Regions from separate parts of the Homo sapiens genome. Here regions 2 and 3 are each linked to region 1. Evidence: read pairs that join two places in POLR2A ChIA-PET (ENCODE). Cell type or tissue: A673. All regions are shown on one strand.

Evidence for each region. Peaks named below come from ENCODE experiments on the same cell type or tissue, not always from the same donor. Only the 100,000 strongest peaks of a DNase experiment are listed, where the experiment ranks them.
Region 2: POLR2A ChIA-PET joins it to region 1 with 12 read pairs; 1 of 35 experiments calls an interaction of 5 or more read pairs at or near these places.
Region 3: POLR2A ChIA-PET joins it to region 1 with 6 read pairs; 1 of 35 experiments calls an interaction of 5 or more read pairs at or near these places.

Annotation. Positions count from the first base shown.
Region 1 is chr6:8,544,761-8,552,760 of GRCh38, forward strand. The region is part of intron 2 of LOC100506207 (a long non-coding RNA gene); the gene reads left to right. Among named protein-coding and RNA genes, the nearest start is that of HULC, 100 kb to the right of the region's middle. In A673, no CTCF peak of the experiment used is centred here; DNase peaks (open chromatin) are centred at 4,641 and 7,441; H3K4me3 peaks cover 609 bases; H3K27ac peaks cover 1,424 bases.
Region 2 is chr6:10,461,538-10,469,537 of GRCh38, forward strand. LINC02522 (long intergenic non-protein coding RNA 2522) reads right to left here. Exons shown (of 4, transcript NR_183333.1): 4 at 4,375-5,291. Among named protein-coding and RNA genes, the nearest start is that of LINC02522, 16 kb to the right of the region's middle. RefSeq lists an enhancer at 4,802-5,308. In A673, a CTCF peak has its summit at 4,305 (motif pointing left); a DNase peak (open chromatin) is centred at 4,264.
Region 3 is chr6:9,095,054-9,103,053 of GRCh38, forward strand. No RefSeq gene overlaps it. Among named protein-coding and RNA genes, the nearest start is that of HULC, 450 kb to the left of the region's middle. RefSeq lists an enhancer at 48-1,699. In A673, no CTCF peak of the experiment used is centred here; no DNase peak of the experiment used is centred here; H3K27ac peaks cover 1,481 bases.

The sequences.
Region 1 (8,000 bases):
TATGGACTCAAATTGAAGCAGACATAAAAAAGTATGCTACTTGTTTCCTTGGCAGACTTTTCAAGAAATCACAGAAAACTAAAAACTGAAAAACTCTATAAAGAGTAGCCTTTGCTTCAAGATTGGTGTCTTTTATTAGGATGAATGTTTAATTATGAGCTTCCTTTAATTTCAAAAATGCAATATCTTTATCTGTTAAACCCATGAGAGGTAAATAGATAACTAATTTTCTAATATCCTTTTATAGAAAAAAATTAAAACCACAGACTAGATTAGAAACTGGGATATAATTTCCCAGACTTTCATACGCAAAGCTTTATAAAGCTTGCCTAAATCTTGAAGACATAAGTGGTTTGAGAATCATATCTCTATCCATATTTCATAAGAAAGGGGAAAAAAGGTATTTAGTTCTTTGGAAGGTAATGAGAGTCTATCATTTAGTTGAGCAAAACAGCTTTCATTCTCCCCCTTACTCTTAATAACATACCTTGGTATTTAATTAATTAAATATCTTGAAGTAGCAGAGTCCAAAGGCTCACCTGTCTTCATTGTGTGAGGATGGAAATAGTGAATGAGTTAAACATCCATTGGACAAGTGAAGATTTAAGCATTGTGCATTTCCACCCTCTGTAGTATATTACATGGACAGAGCTAGGTGGTGTGTGTTCCTGTAGACTTGGTTGGTTAACCTCCAGAAGTAGGCAGGAAGCACCCACAGAATGATGAGACAGGAATATATAATTTCAGGCTACAAAGACAAGAAGTCAAAGACAGCCTGAGGCGAGACTCTTGGCAAGCCAAAAGAAAACATGATTTTCCTGAAAGGCTGTAGGCAGCTCCCTCCCCTCCTCATCACTCTCACTTCTGCACCCTCCAATCTCAGTTCTGTCTGCATATCCTACAAGCTCATTTAGTTGGCTTTTTGCTCACATGTAATTCATTTTCAGGGCTGTAATCTTGAAATCTACCCTTTTAGTCTGGTCCTTCATGACCAGGCTGCTGCCTACTCTACCAGTCTATTTGGAGCAAAACTTCCTAGCTCTCTACTCTCTAGTCAGCTTTCCTGTAAAGAGCCCAACAGTTCTGCCTTGAATGCTCTTTCTTTCCCTTTTCTGCTGAATTCCTGTCAACTTTTGGACCCATCTCAAATGGAACCTCTCCAAGGAGACTTCCTTGATGTCCTGGACTAGGTCTCATCTCAAAGTGAAGTCCATTCTTTACTCTCCATCCCAAACCCACCCTACACCACTTTGTAGCACATACAATTTTAACAAATAATTGGCTGTGCAAGTATTTACTGCCTGTAATCACAGCACTTTGGGAGGCCGAGGCAGGCAGATCACAAGGTCAGGAGATTGAGACCATCCTGGCTAACGTGGTGAAACCCAGTCTCTACTAAAAATACAAAAATTAGCCAGGCGTTGTGGCACATGCCTGTAAGCCCAGCTACTCAGGAGGCTGAGGCAGGAGAATCACTTGAGCCTAGGAGGTGGAGGTTGCAGTGAGCCGAGATCGCCCTACTGCACTCCAGCCTGGGTGACAGAATAAGACTACATCTCAAAAAAAAAAAACAAAAACAAAAAAAACAAACAAAAAAAACCAATTATACCATTTTAAATAAGATATGCTATTGAGAATTCACTGATAAATTCATATTTGCCTATGTAATATTACATTTATAATTATAATATATATTATTGTAATATTTTTAATATGAAGTATGTCCAAAAAGCCTTTTTAAAACCCATTTGTTGCTCAATGTGATGGTTCAAAGGCCTTTGCAATCCTTACTTTTCAATGTGGAATGAGAGTATATAATTGGAATTTAGAGATAGCTCAGAGAGATACATCCTTGTACTTTCTGATAAACCAGGATGAATAATTTAGGTCCTTGTTGTGGAGAACTATTTCGTGAATGTTGATTTTGCCATTATCAGCTTTGTCAGCTACAAGAATCTCGCCACACACTGGGGTGTCCTCAATCTTGGCCGCTGTTTATCAGTGGTGTGGTGATGCATAGGAGAACTAAACTGAATGTTTAGGGCAGAGACAGAACTGACTGGGATGGGACACCGGACACGTCTACTGCAGAAGGCGAACGATGGGCATGAAACAGGTCACTAAAGTAAACACACACAATTACAACTGCATTTTGTTTGGAAATTTTCATGTAGACTTTTCTGTCATTTTCCTCCAGATATAACTTGGCTTACCTTTGTACTCCTAAATGAGGTAATTAACACACGTGAATTCACATCCAAATGAAGCTTTCAGGATGATCTCCAACTTGGCTTTTATTTTTTTTTTTTTTGTTATTGTTGTTTTATTTGAGACAGGGTCTCAATCTGTCTTCCAGGCTGGAGTGCAGTGGTGCCATCTCGGCTCACTGCAGCCTCAACCTCCTGGGCTCAAGCGATCCTCCTGCCACACCCTCCTGAGTAGCTGGGATTACAGGTATGAGCCACCACGCCTAGTTAATTTTTGATTTTTTTTTTTTTTTTGTAAAGACGGGGTTTCACCATGTTGCCCGTGCTGGTCTCGAACTCCTGAGCCCAAGGATTCCCCCTGCCTTGGCCTCTCAAAGTACTGGGATTACAGGCGTGAGCCACCGTGCCTGGCTAGCTCTTAGTTTTTATAAACTGTGATTGGTTTCATAGGAGCTTAGGTCCTATGAAAATATTGTTATGCTTCATTAAAAAGTATGTATTTCATTTTTAGGATATAGAAGGGCAAAGTAGGTCTGAGGGCATACAGAGCTATCCTTAAGTTTAACACTGCCTTTTTGGATGTATCTCAGTATACAGCATTTAATTTCTAGGTGATTCCAGTATAATGAAGAGTTTACTTCTGGACAATTATTCAATTGTTTTTGATAAAACTTATTGATTCTCTAATCGATACTAACAGAAGTAATTTGCTCCAATGAGTTGCTTACTAAAATATAGGGAGTGGCTATACCGGATAAATGAAGGTCATCTTTAGCTATTTCTTAATAATAAAAAGAAAGATAAACAAAAATATGAAAGGCCAAGTACCAAGAATTCCCTTTGCCTGAAACATCTGAGTCACAATAATATATTTTGAGTATTTCTATTTAGGAGCAAGGCTACCTGAAATCTGACTAAAAGTCATGAGCTTCATTTCATAAATCACATATCAAAAGCTGCATGTACATCGCAGTAATCCTTTCATAAAATGACAGACAATGTAGCATGTTCCTTTGAACCTTTTCACCTTATTTTTTTTTGGATAACACAAATGAAAAACTAATGATATTGCCTTGATGAAGACACTGCTTGACAAACGCACAGTGCTCCAAACACATTTGAATTCTTTTTTCTTTAATTATGGCAACATTCCTTACCCAGCTCGTTTAATCTGTAGTGCAAATCTTGTTTTTGTTAACACTCAACTAGGCAATTATTAAACTTTTCATTCCATGGTTTATAACTACTTTACAGAGTCACTAACCAGATTATCATTTAGTAGGATGAGAAAGTCGGTTCTGCATATTTCAGATTACATTATCTTTAAAATAAATTATTCAGATGATCACTGATTGTTTAATTATGCAGACTTGGCCAAAATGTTACCCCTTTAAATGAAAATGCAACCAACACAGGAAAGTAAAGTTAATTGCACATAGGAAGTTTCTTTTTGTTTATTTCTGCTGAAAAATAACCTTGGTGGATTCTGTTACTTGAGATTCAGTTAAACTTTCAAATCAAACTTAGGTTTGTATCAGCAAAACATCTCCCTATAGGCTAATTGCATATATTGTAAGGCGACTTGATCTTTTTTCATTCTTTAAATTACAACTCATTTATTTAAAGAAATACTTGTCAAAAGAAAGCTTTAAGTAGTGAGTTAAAAAAGCAGTGTTAAATAATTAAATTGACTGTGATAAAATTGCCTTAGTTTAAATAGACTAGTCTATTTAATGAATTGTGCTTTTATAGGGTGAGATAAATCTATGTGAACTCAAGTGGTTCCACCAGAAGCACTGAATTTGGACAGATTAGGAGAAAGTCAAGAAGAGGCATTTATAATAATGCAGTTATATTTTATTTTATTAAAATTACACCCAGTTATGAAACTGTTTTCTGCCAGGTTAATAATAAACTTAAAATATTATCAAGAACCTTACACATATTGAACAATTCAGATCCCCTGAAGAGGAAGTAACTATATTTGTTCTTTTTCTCAAGTAGAAATCATAACTTGAGGCTTAATTAGAAACACAGCATTTAATTTCCAATTTTTAGGAAAAGATTCAACTTACGAACCTTCAACATTGGATGAAATTATTTTGGCAGTGAGACTGCAGCAGGAAATTAATTTCATATTTTAAAGTAAATTTGGCAGGTTTACTTTCCTGTTTAGTGTTGAAAAGGGTTTTTATAACATACTATTAAGCTTCCATGGGGGTCCGCCTGTGTAGCAATACTTGGTTATCACTTCAAAAGGGAAACTTAGCTGGAACGTTTTTGTAGCTCTTGATTACACTTCTTGTGTTGTTAAGTGTTGAAATACATTTTATGTGCTTAAAAACAGAGAAGCAACTTGAGACAGAAAAAAAAAAAAACGAAGACAAGTACAAACACAAGGATCTGTTCTCATCAAAAAAGAATCACAGACTAAGACTGTGGATCATGTAGAAGGTTGGCAGTCATTTTCACATTGGTTGAATAGTGAAAACCAAATTCTTTGTTACATAGGTCAAGGCTGAAAGAAAGAAGTAGAAGATAATATCAGTTCGCACATACCAATGGACCATTCCACTGTTTAAGAGTTGTCTCTTCTTTTGATCTGACCCATGAAATTCCTATTTTAGTACTTACTATCTGAGAAGTAGCTTCTTAACTTAAGGCAAAATTCTTTTCAACACACACACACACACACACACACACACACGGAGACTTCCTGCTTGGTATTTTATGTTCTTACTTTGAGGAGCTTCTAATGGTTACAGCGAAAAAATAGGAAATCAAATTCAAGTTCAAAATATGTAACAGAGATATTTAAATCCTGATTTTAAAGTAATGATTAGTTTATCTTAGCAAGAAAATGGAATGTGGATATAAACTGAATAATTCCAGGACCTTCCTAATCCTGATGTTATTTAGTATTAGAATATTTCAATTAGACTTTTTTGGCAACTAAGCTTTTTCTTATTATAAAAGTTACACATGCTTGCTGTAGAAACTTAGAAGAGAAAAAAGTAAATAATACCCATAACTTCATTCATTCAGCAACAATTTATTGGATGCCTAATAGATGAAATACACATTTCATACCTTTATGGAGTTTTTGGTCTATTAGAGATAACAGATACTAAACAGATTGCCACAAAATGACTAAATGATTAAAATAGATTTAAACGCTGTGAAAACTGGGTCCAGAGTTCTTTGAGGATATCTAATAATGGACTTATTCTAAACTGGGGATTGGGTTGGGCTCCTGTGAGGATGTGTTTTAATGTGAGGTCTGAAGGAGAGTCAGGGAGAGGCGGTAGGGATGGTGAATGGAAGAATAACATTCTGGTTGGAAGGAACTGCAAATGGCCAGGCCCCAAGGCTGCAAGACCACTGGTACATTTCAGGAACAGAGCACAAATGAGTGGACAGTAGTGAGCAGAAAGGAAAGTGGCTAATAATAAGTTGGAATGAGAGGAACTAGATAGTCATATGGGATGTTTAATATAGGAAGGAGCTCATGCTGTATTCTAAGAACAAACAGAAATAAAGAATTCTAACATTTTCTATCAACTAGGTTCCTCTTGCTTGTTCTTTTTCAATGTTTTAAGAAGATCAGATGTTAAATGCTATGTGAGGATCAGACTATGTGAGAAGATGATTTTTTCATATACTTAGTAATGCATCATTCTATATTTATTAAATGTTTTTCCACAACATTTTTTTTTGTGGTTAATTTCATTACATAGATTTTTTATAGTTTACTTAGCCACACTCTTATTTTGTACCTTTGGATTTTTTAAAAAAGCTATAATTACCAATGATGTGATGGACATCTCCTTATAGACAAATATTTTCAACATCCATGATTGTTTCCTTAGGAAAAATTCACACAGCACAGACAGGATCTCTCTGATAGAGAGATAAGGTTATTTGCAAGCTTTTAGTATGCATAGCCAAATTGCCTTCCAGAAAGGCTGGTACAATTATTTCCATGGTAGTGTAGAAGACCATCTGTAATAAATCCAGTTTTTGAGCCTAAATTACAGAGATAATGGGGGGCGAGGGGAGAATTTCAGATTCTAAAATATGACCTTGAATAGTTATTGACAAAACTGAAATCTACTTAAAGATTCTTATTTGATGATGGAATTTGAGCCATGTGACTGGAAATCTATAAAATTTCTGTCTTCCTATTTGGTTTTAAATTAATAATGACATTGTTTCCCTATGATATCATTGTGCAATGATCATGAAAATGTATTGTCAGCTTCAAGGTTTATGGGTAATGTGTAGTTTTCAAAATTTGTATAGAGAGTTAAAAAAATGAATGTACATAGTAAAGAGACAATATAGTGACTCTAAAACTTAAAATTTGAATTTGGGGCAAATTATTGAAATTAACAATCATCTTTGAGACTGTGTCTAGACACACAAAAGATAGTAGAAATAAATGCAAAAACAAAAGGGTGTCAAGATAAATGAGAACAATGTCTTTAACTCAGTATGATTAAATCTAGTCTCAAATGTTCCAAAGCTATTTTTAAGCAATTGTTTTAAATTTGCAACACTAGGACTGATAGGCTATCACTGGATGTTTTTCTCACTAATCTCAGCTCTGACTCTTGGCAATGTACCCCAGCTTTGATATGCCGCTGGCTCTTTGGCTTCTAGTTCCAAATACTATTCTCTCTAGCTTTTACTCATTGCTTTCCTTAATGGATTTTGGCTTCTCTTGACTTTCTGGATTTTCTTACTTTGGATGACCTCTGATGGGCAGACCCCTCTTCCCCAAATGCTCCGTCTCACCCTGCTATGGCTCCTTGGAAGACATGGCCCTGGCAGTCATTGCTGGGACAGCCTTGGCTATACCATCCTTGAGTTGGGGCAGATATTTGGAAAATTAAAGTATATAGTTTCTTAAAGGGTTCACATAATTATTGAAATTTCCTAGTAAATCATCACATATTTATGGTAATTTTCTTCTGTGCAAATTGGGCAAAAAAATTAATAAAAGGCACCCTTCCTATCTCTCAAACATGTAAATCTATGGGTATAATGAGGTGCAACTTTGATCTAATGAATTCATGTTTTACTTGAATCACTAAATGGAGATGTAGTATTTTATAATGCAATTATCCTGAGAGTAGATATACACATTGCAATGATGCAACCATTCTTCCAACTGTATATAGAATTCCTCTTTTTGGAGAAACGGGAGTAGGCGTGGTAAACTTTGTGAAATGTGAGCTCTATTCCCTACTGTTGCCTCTTTCTCTTATAATTATGCTGACTTGTGTGCTGCTGCCATGCATAATTTAGTGCTAAATTAAGTGGCTAATTCAGCAAAGGCTCCAGGAGTTCAAGGAAGGAAGGGTGCTCAATGTGTGTTTGAGCAGTCAAGGAAATTTTCTTAGAGAAGATGGGCCTTGAAAAATAAATATTATTTAAGTAAGTGGAAAGAAGAAGTCAGGGTTCCGATGAAGAAAATCATTTCGGCAAAATGAAAGAAATGAGGTTTTTCAGAGTTGCTATATTTTGTGCTATGATGATTGACAAAGTGTACTTTTCTACATACATTAAATTAATACATGCAACTGACCCACCTTTGTTGAGCTATTTACTTTTTAACTGTATTTTTAAATAATGATAGTGCTTTTACTTTCTCAGCCTTTTTTATTCTAGGAACATGTGAGGCTCATATTGAAAAATTATTTTTTCTATGCTAAGCAAATTAAATGGAGCAAATAGTTATATAATTTTCCCATTTCTTCAACTTTTTGGTTTTCTTGTTTGCTTTCTCTT
Region 2 (8,000 bases), 1.9 Mb after region 1:
GCTTGCTATTATGGAGATTATATTCTGAGTAGAAGCATTAGAAACAAGCACTTAAAAAATCTACAAAGAGTGATTCTACTTACTCACTGCTCTTTTATTAACTCTCATTATATCTACCAGGACACAAGCTGAAGATGTTTACAATACCATAAAGCAGATGTCAAGATGGCTCCTGCAGGTCAGGCATGGTGCCTGATACCTGTAATCCCAGTGCTTTTGGAGGCCAAGGTGGGAGGATCAGTTAAGGCCAGGAGTTTGAGGCCAGTCTAGGCAATATATTAAGACACCATCAAGAAAGAAAGAAGGAAGGAAGGAAGGAAGGAAGGAAGAGAAAGAAAGGAGGGAGGGAGGGAAGGAGAAAGGAAGGAAGGAAGGGAAGGAGGGAGAGAGGGAGGGAAGGAGAATAGAAGGAAGGAGAGAAAGAGAGAGAGAAAGAAAGAGAAAGGAAGGAAGGAAGGAGGGAAAAGGAAGGAAAGGAAGGAAGGAAAGGTAGGAAGGAAGGAAAGGTAGGAAGGAAAGGTAGGAAGGAAGGAAGGAGGGAAGGAAGGAAGGAAAGGACGGAAAGAGGGAAGGAGGGAAGGAAGGGAAGGGAGGGGAGGGAAGGGAGGGAGGAAGGAAGGAAGGAGAGAGAAAGAAAGAAAGAGGGGAAGGAAGGAAGGAGAAGAAAAAGAGAAAAGAAAAGAAAGAAAGGAGGGAGGGAGGGAGAAAGAAAGAAAGATTAGTCCAGCATGGTGGCAGTATATGCCTGTAGTTCCAGCTACTCAGGAGGCTGAGGTGGGAGGATCATTTGAGCCCAGGAGTTGGAGGCTGCAGGGAGCCATGATCGCATCACTGCACTCCAGCCTGGGCAGCAGAGCAAGACCATGTCTGGAAAAAAAAAAAAAAACTTGCAGTCCCCCATTATTTCTAGTCTCCTGGTATCCATACCCTCATTTAGTCCCCTTCTATTAGCCTGCTCAATAAATGTCAGCTTATTTTTGGAATTTAAAGTCATAAGAATGGAAATGGATGAAATGACTTACGGAGAAAACATGGATAGAAGAAAGCTCCAAAATCTGAGCCCTTGGGACTTAGTCCATTTGGGCGGCCACAACAAAAGACCTCAGCCTGGGTGATTTATAAACTGCAGAAATGGATTGCTCACAGTTCTGGAGGCTGGGAGTCCAAGATCAAGGCACTGGCAGATTCCGTATCTGCTGAGGTCTCTGTCTATTACACAGATGGTGCCTTCTATGTGTCCTTACATGGCAGAAGAGCCAAGGGAGGTCCCTTAAGCCACTTTTATAAGGCACTAATTCTGTTCATGAGAGATAAGGAGGACCCCGCAAGAGAGACTAAGAGGGAGCATCCAGAAAGGTAGGATAAATATCAGGAAAATATGATGTCTGGAAACCAAGTAAGGTAAGTTTTCTAAGGAAGAGAGAGAGAGCGAGAGGAGATTAACTTTCAAATGCCATTGAGAGTTGCTAGGAATAACAATTAAAATGAGCAATGTGGAGGTCATCGGTGACCTTGATTTAAAAACTAACAAACAAAGAAAACAAAAACCATTCTGCCGAGGCACGGTAGCTCATGCCTGTAATCCCAGCACTTGGGAGCCAAGGTGGGAAAATTGCTTGAGCCCAGAAGTTCAAGACCAGCCTGGGCAACAGAGTGAGATCCCGTCTCCACAAAAAATAAACAAAATTAGCTGGGCATGGTGATGCATGCTTGTAGTCCCAGCTACGTGGGAGGCTGAGATAGGAGAATCGCTTGAGCCCAGGAGGTTGGGGCTGCAGTGAGCCGTGATCACGCCACTGCACTACAGCCTGGGTGACAGAATGAGACTCTGTCAAAAAAACAACTCACTGGGCGCGGTGGCTCACGCCTCCCAGCACTTTGGGAAACTGAGGCGGGTGGATCACAAGGTCAGGCGTTTGAGACCAGCATGGCCAACATAGTGAAACCCTGTCTCTACTAAAAATACAAAAAACTAGCCGGGCATGGTGGCCGGTGCCTGTAATCCCAGCTACTTGGGAGGCTGAGGTAGGAGAATCACTTGAACTTGCAGTAAACCGAGATCACGCCACTGTACTCCAGCCCAGGCAACAGTGAGAGACTCCGTCTCAAAACAAAACAAAACAAACAAACAAAAACTTGTCAGTAGTGTTAAGAGAAAGAACCTCTTTGGAATGCGTTAATGAATGAGAAAACATAAACTGAAAGCAGTACCTAGACACATCATTTTGAAAGAATGTTGCTATAAAAGGAAGGTGATAGATGAGGTAGCAGACGGAGGGGTAAGTGGAGTCAGGAAGGAATCGTTTTTGGGATGGGGGAAATAAGAGTATGCTTTATGAGGATTAGTATAATATGGTAACAAGAGGAAATTTTATAGCACAGGGGAGGGACAGAATTGCTAGAGTGATGTCCGTGAGTAGGAGAAGGTTGGATGGGATCACGGGCTTTGGGAAGAGGGTCAATTCATCCACACCAGCAAGGGAGAAGGGAGCGTATATGGGCACAGAGGTTAGTGTGCTGGTGGGAGCTTGTGGCACTTGTGATCACTTTACTCTTTACCAACCTCCAGAACTGTGAGAAAATAAACTTCTGTTGCTTAAGCCAAAAACAAAACAAAAAAAGACACCTCTTATTACTGGTCAGATGACTGTGTTTGCTGAATCAACTGAAAAGCTTTGTCTGAACAACCCCCTACAGGCTGTCATTTGGCGGAGAATGTGAGAGCCTTCGATAAACTTATCCGGGACCTCCCTGTCGTCTTCTTCTCACTGAAACCTGGCTCCCTGGGACTCGGCCTTCCCTGAGCATCTCAAATGGTGTTTTCTCTCCTATAACCTTTGTGCCACTGAAACTAGGGGTGGAGTAGGTCTCTTCCTCATTCCTCATCACTGCTTCAAACCATCTTCCCTTTCATCTTCACAGATACATCCAGCTACAAATCTCACGCCATTATCAGACTCTTCCACACATTTTTCCACTTCGTAAGCAGTCATCTTCTGGGGTCACACCCCCATTCCTTGCAGAGATACACTGCCACTCTAGGCAATACACTTCTGCCCCAATTCCTGGTGATTTCAATGTCCACTTAGACGACCTCTCCTCCAATGACCCCCTTGTCCGCCCTACCTCAGCGGCTCACTTCTGTGGTCATATCCTTGACGTTGCAACCAAGTAACAACAACCCTGACATAACATCAATTGCCACAACTCACTCTCCTCCTCACCACCATCTTGGCATTCTCCCTCTCATTTCTCCAACTCCAACAATACTTTGACCCCATTGGGACTTCACTTATGATCCTATCACCATTTTGCTTCTTTCAATGCTACCATATCCGTTCTTCCCTTCTTATTCAGCTAAACTCTGTGGTCAGTTATTATCATGACTTCTTGCTTGAACCCTGAGCTCTCTTGCCCTCTCTTCTCCGTCACTTCAGGCGGCTCCACCACAACCCTGATGAAATCCAACTCTGCCTGTTCCACGCTTGTCCCTATAGAAAAGCATCCAACCCTGCAGAATGTTTTAAATTTGTGGTCACTCACCTATGTGGGCCTTGTTCATTCTCCCTGTTTCCTAGAAAATTATTTCATCACTTATTCCTCCCCAAGCCTGTAAACACCCATCCTCCTGTCAGCTGTCACTGTCAGCTGATAACATGCACGGTGGCTCATGCCTATAATCCCAGCACTTTGGGAGGCTGAGGTGGGAGGATCACCTGAGGTCAGGAGTTCGAGACCAGCCTGGCCAACATGGCAAAACCCTGGTCTCTACTAAAAATACAAATTTAGCCAGGTGTAGTGGCACGTGCCTGTAATCCCAGCTACTCGGGAGGCTGAGGCAGAAAACTTGCTTGAACCTGGGAGGTGGAGGTTGCAGTGAGCTGAGATCATGCCACTGCACTCCAGCCTGGAAGAAAATGAGACTCTGCCTCAAAAATAAAATAAAATAAAATGAATAAAATTAAAAAATAGACTTGTGACAATGGAACATAGTAGCTCTGGCACATAGTAGTTGATTAAAAAAATAGTAGCTGCGATTTTTGCACTTGCAATGGTTTATGTTATTCAATTAATCAACCAGGATTGAAAACCAGGTTATCAGGTGGGCCAAGGAAAAGGTCAGAAGAGGTGCCGTCCACAGAGACAAATCTGAGCAGAGGTCTGAATGAGGGGAGGAGGGAGCAGGAGCTGCTTGAGGGGGCTGAGGGGTCTGGAGGTGGGGTGGGGGAGGGGCGATTTAAGGGTGGAAGAGAGCCACAGGCACTGAGGTCGCCTGCTCCACGGCTCCACCTGGTGGAAATCATCCTTGCAGAGCTCAAGCTACAGACAAACCCAAGGAAAAAAGATGTAATACTCAAATATTGCAGCCAATACTTCTGTTATAAATGTTTTTAATGTAGTGGTGTTCTTCTAATTATTACTTGTCTTTCGGAAGTACACATTTAAATGTTTTTGCACCTTTGTTCTTAGATCATTTTGCAGCATCAACTTTTCTCCCTGGGGTTCCTGAGCCCCCTTTTCTCTAGCCTCGGAGGCAGAATATTTGTGGAGTCGAATCAGCCCTGCTCAGTAGTCCAGCAAACTCTTTTCTTTTTAAACTAGTATCTCTGCAAGCAAACTCTTCTTCCACATCCCACAACCCAACTCCTCATCCCCACAAACACAAAGGCACCTCGCACCACACCTTACTGCTGCTTCTCGGCCCCCAGCGCACACTCCCTTTGCTCTGCGACATTGCACCTGGGAGCTCCACAGCTGCGCTTCTGCCTTGCCGGCTGGCTTGGGTTCTATTCTGGCGGAGATTTGAAGGCAGGAGGAGGAGGGCAGGACTGCCTTTTTCTGGTTTGAGCGCTGTCCCTGCAATGGCGCTTCCCCCTCAGCAGCAGCTGGTTCCAGCCTCCGTTTCCCCTCAGCGCTAACGTCATTGCTCCCCCTAAACAGATCAGCAGCAGCCGTGTGCCCTTCTCGGAGGTCTGAGCCCCAGCTTCATAGGGCCATGTATTAGCTTCCTAGGGGCCGCCGTAACCAATGATCAGAGATGGTGTCATTTAAAACAATAGAAATGTATTCGCTCACAGCTCTGGAGGCCAGAAGTCAGAAATCAACATGTTAGCAGGGCCGTGCTCCCTGTGAAGGGTCCAGGGAAGAATCCTTCCTCGCCTCTCCTGGCTTCTGTGGTTGCCAGCAATCTCTGGCGTTCCTTGGCCTGTAGCTGCAATACTCCAAGCTCTCTGCCTCTGTCTTCGCACCATGTCCTTCCCCTTGTGTCTTCTGTGTCTTTCCATGGCCTTCTGATAAGAACACAAGTCACTGGATTTAGGGCACACTCTAATCTAATAGAACATCTTTTTTTTTTTTTTTTTTTTGAGACGGTGTCTCACTCTGTCGTTAGGCTGGAGTGCCCTGGTGCGATCTCGGCTCACTGCAAGCTCCGCCTCCCGCGTTCAAGTGATTCTCCTGCCTCAGCCTCCGGAGTAGCTGGGACTACAGGAGACTACAGGCGCCCGCCAGGCCTGGCTAATTTTTGTATTTTTAGTAGAGACGGGGTTTCACCATGTTGGCCAGGATGGTCTCTATCTCTTGACCTCGTGATCCACCCACCTCGGCCTCCTAAAGTGCTGGGATTAGAAGCGTGAGCCACCGCGCCTGGCCTAGTAGAACATCTTAACCTGATTACATCTGCGAAGACCCTATTTCCAAGTAAGGTCACTTTCAAAGGTTCCAGGTAGATGTCAATTTTTGGAGACTACTCCTCAACCCGTGATTGCCTCCTCCACCAAGTCTCTCAGTTCCAATAACTCCAGACTCTTCTCTTTAAGGGAAGAGTTATTCTAACCCTTAGAATAACTTCTAACCCTTAAGGGAAGAAGTTATTTTATATTAGCATGGTGCTTTATTTCATTTTGTTTGATGTTTGTTTGTTCCGCTCTTCAACACGTGTTACCAATTACCTTTAGTGAATTCCCTCCATTGAAATAACATTATGTGGTTTCTTCTTTCCTGATTCAACCCTGACACAGTGCTTGTTACCGGGAGAGGTTCTAGGAAACAAGACTATCAAAAATGAGAGTCTATAATCCCAGCACTTTGGGAGGCTGAGGCAGGTGGATGGCTTGAGATCAGAGTTCGAGACCAGCTTGGCCAACATGGAGAAACACTGTCTCTACTAAAAACACAAAAATTAGCCGGATGTGGTGGTGCACACCTGCAGACCCAGCTACTCAAGAGGCTGAGGCATGAGAATCGCTTGAACCCTGGAGGTGGAGGTTGCAGTGAGCCATGATCGTGCCACTGCACTCCAGCCTGGGCCACAGAGTGAGACTCTGTCTCCAAAAAAAAAAAAAAATACTGTAACGCAGAGTGACATGTGCCTGTAGTCCTAACTACTCAGGAAGCTGACACAGAAGTATTGCTTGAAGCCAGGAGTTTGAGTCTTGATATGGTTTGGATCTGTGTCCTCACCCAAATCTCATGTTAAATTGTAATCTCCAGTGTTCGAGGTGGGGCCTGGTGGTAGATGATTTCTTCATGGGGACAGTTTCTCATGGTTTAACACCACTGCCCCTTGGTATTGGAAGGTGAGTGATATCTGGTTGTTTAAAAATGCACGGCACCTCCCCACCACCTCTTCCTCTTGCTCCCAGCCATGTGAAGTGTTGGCAACCCTGCTGCCCTCCGCCATGATTGTAAGTTTCCTGAGGCCTCCCCAGAGGCCAAGCAGATGCCAGAATCATGCTTCCTGTACAGCCTGTGGAACCGTGAGCCAATTAAACCCCTCTCTCTCTCTCTCTCTCTCTCTCTATATATATATATATACATATATATATTACCTAATCTCAGGTATTTCCTTCTAGCAATGTGAGAATAGACTAATACAAGGCTGAAGTGCACTATAATCGTGCCTGCAAAGAGCCTCCATCCTGGGCAATATAGCAAAACCCCATCTTTATAAAAAAAAAAAGAGATTCTGGGATTAGCTTGGAAATGCCACTTGCCTTAAAAAGAGTGCTGAGCTCCTTGCAAATGGGACAGTAATGCATGTCATGCCATAGCATTATGATTAATTGCAGTATCACCTCTAGTGATTGTGATGAAATGCCTAATAAAGCAACTATTAGGAGACCAGTTAGCTGCTGCACTTGACCACTTCGTTAGTAATGATTACTACCAGGGCTGTGGACTGTTGTATTAGTTTTTCTTTGCTAGATAATGAAGTACCACACACTTGGCAGCTTAAAACAACACCCACATTGGGCACGGTGGCTCACGCCTGCAATCCCAGCACTTTGGGAGGCCGAGACAGGTGGAGCGCTTGAGATCAGAAGTTCAAGACCAGTCTGGCAAACATGGTGAAACCCTGTCTCTACTAAAAATACAAAAATTAGCAGGGCATGGTGGCGGGCACCTGTAATCCCAGCTACTTGGGAGGCTGAGACAGGAGAATCGTTTGAACCCAGGAGGTGGAGGTTGCACTGAGCCAAAATTGTACCACTGCACTCCAGCCTGGGCGCCTGAGACTCCATCTCAAAACAAACAAAACACCCATTTATCAGTTCACAGTTCTGTAGGTTGTAAATGCAGTATAGTTGTGTCCCCTGCTCAGGGCCCTACGAGGCTAAACTTGAAGTGTGGGCTGGGAGCTGTCATCGGCCACTATCGGCTACCCACATTCCTTGCCACATGGCTGCCTGTCTTCAAAGACAGCAATGGAGAATCTAGTTTGCTTTGAATTTCTCTCATGCTTTAAATCTCTGCCTTCCTCTTTCTCTGACCCATAGACCAGGATTTAGAGGGCTGATATGATTAGGTCAGGCCCACCTGGATGATCTCCCTTTTGATAAACTCATAGTCAACTGATTAGTACCTTTAATTACATCTACAAAATTTTTTTTGTCTCAAAATATAACACAATCATGGTATTAATATCCCATCCTATTCACGGGCTCCACCTACACTTTAGGGGAGAAAATTATACAAGTTCTCTACACCATGGGTGAGAA
Region 3 (8,000 bases), 550 kb after region 1:
TGTTCAGAATCTAAATTAGTTCTTTTTTACTTGCTAATACTTTCTTGACCCAAACAAAACAGGCAAAAATCAGATCTCCTCTGAATAAATGTTTGCCTGACACTTCTAAATCTCTAGGTACCAAAAACCGATCTTAAAATGAAAGGCAAATGCACATTGGCGTGCTGGCTATTCTTTTGCCTTTGTATTGCATTTTGTAGAAGGCATGAATGCAAAGCACTTTTAAACACTCAGGAATCGATGCAAAGGAAGCAGTGGGAATGCATTTATTCCTGTTTTATTCAATTTCAGGGCTACAGTTTTGCTTGACCAGATGTTGCCAAGTTTCAAAGTCAAATCGGTTCATCTCCTGGCTATCAGCTAAAGGGTGTTGTATTTGTAAGCATTGAGAACTTCTATCTACTGCTATTGTATTTTGCATATTTGTATTTTCTGAGTTCTATTTGAGAGAGACGGAATTACGCATTTCCATATGGATCATCCTCTTCCCTATGTATGTTGCTTTATTGCCTTTTGGAAGAAAAAAAGTGAGAGTTGCAGTCTGTATTTAGGCCATTTCTATGTTCTTTATTGGGTTACGTTTGAATGCCCAATTTGATCTCAATGGCACGTCCTTTGTAACATAAAATAAAACATGGTGCTCAGGAAAAGTAACGACACACACATCCAGGCCCTTTCATAGCAGTTGGTAAAGCTTAAGCCTTGCCTCTCTGTGTGGTAGTTTCCCTTCCCTTTCTTTTCGTTCCCTGTGACAAGCAGCCATTGTCCCCTTGGTGAGATCTGCAATATTACTTTGACCCCAGCCCATCAATCTGCCTCAATTGGATAATGATCTGTAATCACGTTCTTTCAGGGGAGTCTATAAATTTGCCAAGGCCCCATTCTCTTCTGAAGGACTCCTTATGTTCACTCCCATTTGTGCAAATGTGCTCTCTTTTACAGGGCTAAATAGCCATGCACATGGTCCATTCTGTGAGGAGGCACCGGGCGGTTCTCTGTTGATTTTCCACGCTCTAGTCTCTTAAAGGAGACTAAGGCTGACATGCAGGGACACAGTGGGGGGGTGGCCCGAGCCAGGCCACATCACAGGCAGCCGCTTTTCTCATTAAGACTGACCCATCATTAGGTCACTTTGTGCCATCCTTGTAATCAATGAGCTTAATGTTTAGTGCAAAAAAAAAAAAAGTTATTTAAGGAAAGGAGCTGGGAGCTGGAAGAGGAAAAGAGGAAAGAAAAATGGTAGGAAGCATGGAGAAATTCACCACTTCTAAATCTTAGGGTTGGTTATACTTTGCCCAAAGGGTAGGATGAACTCAAATATGCTACATGTGATTCCTCAAACAACCGCTTCCAGTCCTGTTTGTTTTCTGTAAAACGTAAATATTCTTAGACGCAACATTTCCCCCAGGGGCCCCGCACTTCTCATGAAGTCAGATGAAGTGCTCTGTCTATAACCGAGGCTGAATCTGCATTTGCTGGGAACCCTGTAGTGGTGAAGAGAGAGGTGGTCAAAGTCCGTGAGCAATTGGGGTGGTTTTGGAGGGGTAATTGGATTTTGTTTATTGTTGGATCCCAAAGAGTTTCATGACCACAGCCAAATACAGCAAATAAAAAAGAAAAAATATATTAAATTAAAAATTGAAAGACATAATTAAATTGGTCCCATACGAAGGGGGGGTTGGTTACAGAAGGGTTTGGGTCATTACATTTCCAACACCTGGAAAGAGTGTCTTTGTGCATGGTGGGAGGCAAAAATTAACACATTTTCATCAAAATAAATCTTCATAAGCAGAGAAGCTAGATTAGCAAAGATTTTGTCCTTAGCATTCATTGGTAATGATGATAATTTTCAAGAAGACGAACTTCACTGCAAACCTCTGTCTGATTAGTTTTTAGTTTATAGCACCCCAATAATGCCTTTGTTACTAGGTTTAGGGAAGACAGCAGACAAACAGCAAAAGGACATCACAAGACTGTCGAGGGGACATCAGAGAAAAAAGCAGGCTATTTAAAACATTTCATCTTTGTGCTTTCCACTGTCCTGTAGGAAAAAAAATGCATATTTTTATTCTCTTATTCTTCTACTACTCATTTTGACTTCATAAACACTTAGAAATTAATTTATAACATACACACATACATAAAGTACAGCACTTAGTATTTAAATGTAGGCTTGTACATTTTAGGGAATGATTATAGAACAAATACTTATGTAACCACCACACTGGTTAAGGAATTGATATTTGTGATTGAAATACTGAAGTCAGGGGTTAAAAAGAAAAATTAACTGTTTCATACCATTTGAGTCCCGCCATGAATCATGGATTACATAAGAGCTGAGGAAAGCCTTCGAGGTTACACAGAAACATGACAGTGTCATGAGAGAAGAATCAAATGCCAAAAGTGGTAAAGTGACTTTTCACGGTGTCATTCTAGTAGGGGCTGAATCAAGACTGCATCCCAGGCTGCCTAACTACCTTTCCGTTGTTTATTCCATTTTATCAAGGGCCTCTGGTGAGAAAAATCTATAATATATTTCCATAACACAAAAACTTTGTTTGTGTAATTACAAGTAACTCTCTGTGCTTAAGTTTTGGCACCACATACTGAAGAAAACGAAGTGATTTGGTGTCATAATTGAACTCATTATATCAGTGTAGTCTTATACACTGGAAAAATAATTACATATATAGAAAAATATTTTGTTCTGCTTATAAAATAGTTATGCATAAAAACAGTCTGACAATTCTAAGTGTTCAAGCCAGAGATATACTTAGGAAAATTTGCTATTACTAATATTTGATGAATAATATTGTGTCCTCTCATTTACAGGCTATTATTCAAATTATAAAACATTTCCAAATATCTAATTTCAAGTCAGCATTTTTCTCCTGTGATTCTCTAGCTAAAAGAAAATTATAAAGTTATAAGACCTATAAAATAAGCCATATATAACAATGGTATATACATTTTGCTGGTCTTTTTATCTTAAAAAGTAAACTTGTTAGCATATGTTGTACATTGACTAGGAAAGTGATCAGTGTAAATTGAACATTTACAAGAAAATTATTGACAAAAGAATTGTTGACCTAGAAAATAACCAGGAAGTTGATTTTCTATTAATTTTTGCAGTCTCCTTGAAAAAAAGAAACACCCTTGTTTAAGCCTCTAAAGTTTTCCTTCATATTGATAAAGATGATCACTATTTTATCAGAGATTCCTTAGATAAAAAATTCTATTATAAAATGATCTTCATTATTTTACAAAGGAAGAAATTGAGACTCAGAAAGGTTGTCCCTCACCCAAGGTCATATATTAATAGCTGGGTTAGAATTTGGACCTGTGTTAATCTGGTTCAAGGCACATATATTTCCTACTATTTTCTCTACATCCACTTACTAAATTTAAGTCAATATTTATTTGTTCCAAATATCCACCATACATGTGTATCCAAATTAAAAATTATCATGTTTTCTTTTTTCAAAGTCAGAGACACTTTGAATACAAAGATGAGACAATGAAACCCTTGTCTTAGAAGAACTCAAGACTCCTCTCCAATAACCTAATGGGGCTACATGAGAGGTTCCTTAGTACTTTATATATTTTTTATTATTCCAAATGATTGTTAATTTATTACTTAGAAAGTTGCCGATACTCTCTTCTACAAAACTATTTTGTTTTTAGGTATGGTTAATAAACTGACAAATACATGATTAGAGGCCACACTTCTTTTTTTGTCCCCGCCTCTGAAAGGTGTATTCCCAAGTAACTCTTTCCATGAAGCTTCCTATAGACCAATCTTGGCCCTAAATCGCGAATAGAAAGTCACAAACACAAAGACCACAGATCTACCAAGAGTGTAGTTGGGAATTTATTTTTTGTTAGGGCAAATGAGCAAAGTGAAACAGAGGGAAAGTCTTCTAGTGCAACCCTTCAAGAGGATTTTTAAGTAGGGGTGAAATTATCCTGTTAGCTATACAGCGCAGCAAAATTTTGTCTCACCTACAAGAACCTGGTGAGCCCCTGTCAGTCATGCCTTAGATTTTTGTGGATTGGTTCATTTATTGGTTTGTTTTAATTAACTGGGATTGGTCTGAATACTAGCCTTGAAAAATAATTGACCCACTAGCTGCTAAAGCAACAAAAATGTGTAATTCTGCAAGTGCAGTGATTTGGTCCTATCATCATCTGACTCGGCTATGAATTGTAGTTTCATCCTTATTACCCAGGTGAACATCATGCAAGCCAATGTCACTCTCTGAATTTCAGTTACAAGAGCTTTATAAACAGGATGATGCTATCAACCTCACTGGTGGTAGCCTGGCTAACTGAAAGACTAAAAAGAAGCATTTGTCCAGTATCTGACACAGCATTTCCACATGATAAATATCTACTGTGATTAATGTTATTATACACCTCTGAAGTAGCTTCAAATATACCATTGTGGGAAGACTGATAATTGTACAACCGTAAGAGTATAACGTGGTTGTTCCTAAGATAATCCTTGGCCTTTCTCTGAGCCAGTGCATCTTGCTTATTTTTCTGTGGAAACATAGAAAATCTGTATTTGAGGATTAACTGCTAGACTCAATGGACATGACAAGTGTGGGGTTACATATTATCCCATAGCAACTGGCACATAATAAAGACTTAACAAATATTTGTTGCATGAATGAACAAATCTATACAATTTTATCCCATTCATACATAGATGTAGAAGAGCTTCCTTCACCTTTCTCTATGAAAAACTAAAGGTCTTCCTTCTGCCTGTTTATAGAAGCCTATTCTTCATTGCATGGCTTAGAAACATGTCTTGTTATCTTACATAATCTCAGCAAATTCTCTTCTACATGTATTCATAAAATGTTACAGTGGGGTAGTATGCTGGAATGGGAAGAGAAGGGATAAAGAGAGAAAGGACCAGATCCCAAGTTATGTTGCGGTTTTCTCAGGAAAAAATATGATAGATTGGTGCTACTTTCAAGATTCTGAATGGCAAGAATTGTGGGAGATAATGAGGAAGGTACCTTAGTTGTTTGGGCTGTGAATAGGACATTTTTATTTTACAAGATGGATTTTTACATAAAGTAGATTAATAACATTTAAGCTTATGGGTCTGTTTGTCTCTTAAGAATTATTAATTTTAATATATTGAGAGGTTTGGAGTGGCGTAATAGAAAAAATGAATGAGAAGAAAATGTTCAGAGTATTCTAAAAGATTTTACCAGTAGCCACTGCTGTAGCAAAAAAACTATTAAGATTCTATTGAGATTGTATCAACATGATGAATTTTCACATGTATACTCCTTTCTGTCTTTCCTCTCCCTCCTTCCTTCCCTCCTTCCTTCCTTTCTTCCTTCCTTCCTTCCTTCCTCTCTCTCTTCCTTCCTTCCTCTCTCTCTTCCTTCCTTCCTCCCTCTCCTTCCTCTCTCTCTTCCTTCCTTCCTTCCTCTCTCTTCCTTTCTTCCTTCCTCCCTTCCTTCCTCTCTCTCTTCCTTCCTTCCTTCCTCTCTCCCTTCCTTCCTTCCTCCCTCTTTCTTCCTTCCTTCCTTCCTCCCTCCCTCCCTCTCTCTCTCTCTTTCTTCCTTCCTTCCTTTCTGCCTTCCTGCCTTCCTCTCTCTCTTCCTTCCTTCCTTCCTTCCTCCCCTTTTTTCTTTCAATTCTCTCACTTTGCTGTTAAAGAAGAGCCACTGAGAGTCACTTGATTCAAAACAGAGCCCCTGGACACTTCCATTCTAGCTGGTGGTCAATGTTCTGGAGAAATACACATTTGGTTTGCATGCCTCTTATTTATTCTAAATTATGAATGCCTCAGAGGTTGCTTGCTTCACTTTGTAGAAATTTTTCACTGAAAAGTTCATTTCTATTTAAAATGTATGAAATACTTAATTGGCATTGGGGAAGGATGGCAGGCCCAGGGTGGTGCAAGAGGCAGTTTCCTTCAATCTTTCAATACTTCCTCTATGATAAAAGACAACTAGTGGAGCCTGCCATGAGGGTAGTTTATTAACTTGTTTCTCCTCCTCCACAGAACTCTGGCAGTTCATCAGTGTCGCAGGCATATGGGAAGGACTCCTGTTTTAAAGGCCTAAGAGGACCCATGTCCTGTTTTTCAATATTAACACCAAATACTGTTTCAAGCTGAGCAGAACTGCCTAAGAATTAAAAATAGAGACTTGTTTGATCTGAGAAAAAGACAGAAAAATGACTCCTATAGAGTTTGAAATGGAGAAAGTCTCCAGAGACAGTTAATTGCTCCTCCCTTCTAAATACTGCTCAAAAACAGATAGAAACAAATCTCTGTCTGGTGATATTGCAATATGCAAATTGATAGACCAAGAATAAACATATTAGCTAATAGCTTCAAAAACCAGCCAAGAGCTCGAGTTGCATAAGAAAACTAGTGCTTTTCTTGGGAAAGCAAAAATAGAGGTTGTTTTGAACTCTGCAATAGAATCATTGCACTTACAGGGTCTCTCATGAATAATTGATACAATATTTGTCAGGAAACAACAAGTTCTGAAAACAAAGGAGTTAGGTTTCTAGTCAAGAAGTTAGAAAAACAGGAAAAGAGCAAACCCTTAAATGCAGGAAAAAGGAAATAATAAAGACAAAGATAGAAATCAGTGGAACAGATGAACAACAATACAATAGAAATTAGACAAATCAAAATCTTTCTCTTAAAAGTTTAATAAAAGAAATGGACAACTAGCATGGTAATTAAGACAAATCAAAAATGCAAATACTCAAAGAAAGACAAAGGGCATAGTTATAGGCACAACATAAATTTAACATAAAATGTATTGTAAAACAAATCAGAAACTTTTGTCTCAGTCCATTTGTGTTGCTATAAAGGAATACCTGAGGCTAAGTAGTTTATAAAGAAAATAGGTTTATTTGGCTCACTGTTCTTCTGCAGGCTGTGCAAAAAGGAGGGCTCTGGCATCTGCATCTGGTGAGGGCCTCAGGCTGCTTCCACTCGAGGCAGAAGGGGAAGGGGAGCCTGTGTGTGCAGAGATCACATGGCAAGAGAGGAAGCAGGAGAAAAGGAGGGAGGAGCCAGCCTCTTTTTAACAAGCAACTCTTGCAGAACTCACATGTTACAGAGAGGATGGCGCCATTCATGAGGAATCCACCTCAATGAGCCAAATACCTCCCATTAGTCCTCACCTCCAATATCGGCTGTCAAATTTCAACATGAGGTTCTGAGGAAAAACATCGAAACTATGGCAACTGGAAAGAGTAAAAAATACCAAAGTTGATGGAAAAAATGATCAGCAGGAAAATTCAACTAGGACAATAAGCATGAAAGAACTCAAAGACCACCCCTTTTAAAAAGCCCCCAGTCCACATGATTTTCTTCATATTTTATACTAAAATTTTCCTAAAAATTAAAGACTTTAAAAATAATTTTAGACTTTCAGAAGAGTTGCAAAGAGTACAGAGTTTCTATATTCCTTTTACTCAGCTTCCCCAAATTTTGAACTTTACGTTACCATGATAAAATGACCAAAACTAAGAAATTAACATTTGGATGTCCCGGTTTTTCAGCAAGTTTATTTTCTGTTCAGAATCCAATCCAGATACCATATTGCATTTAATTGTCATGCCTCCTTAGCCTCCTCCAAGCTATGATTATTCTTAGTCTTCGCTTTTAGGACCTTGACATTTTTGAAGAGTACTGGTCAACAATTTTGTAACATTTTCCTTCTTTTAGGTTTGCCTGATGGGCATTTCTCGTGATTAGACTGGTATCATAAATCTTGAGGAAAAATACCATTCAGTGATATGCCCTCTCATTGCATCATATAAGGTATATTACACATAGCATTCTGTATGATCACTGGTGATGTGAACCTGGCCACTTGGTTAAGATAGCGTCTGCAAGTGTCTGAGGAATTTACTCTGGTTCTCTTTCTGTACTCAATTTTTAATAAGTGGGACACTAAATCCAATCCTTTCTGAAGGTGAGGGGAATTAACATTCATCTCCTGGAGAAA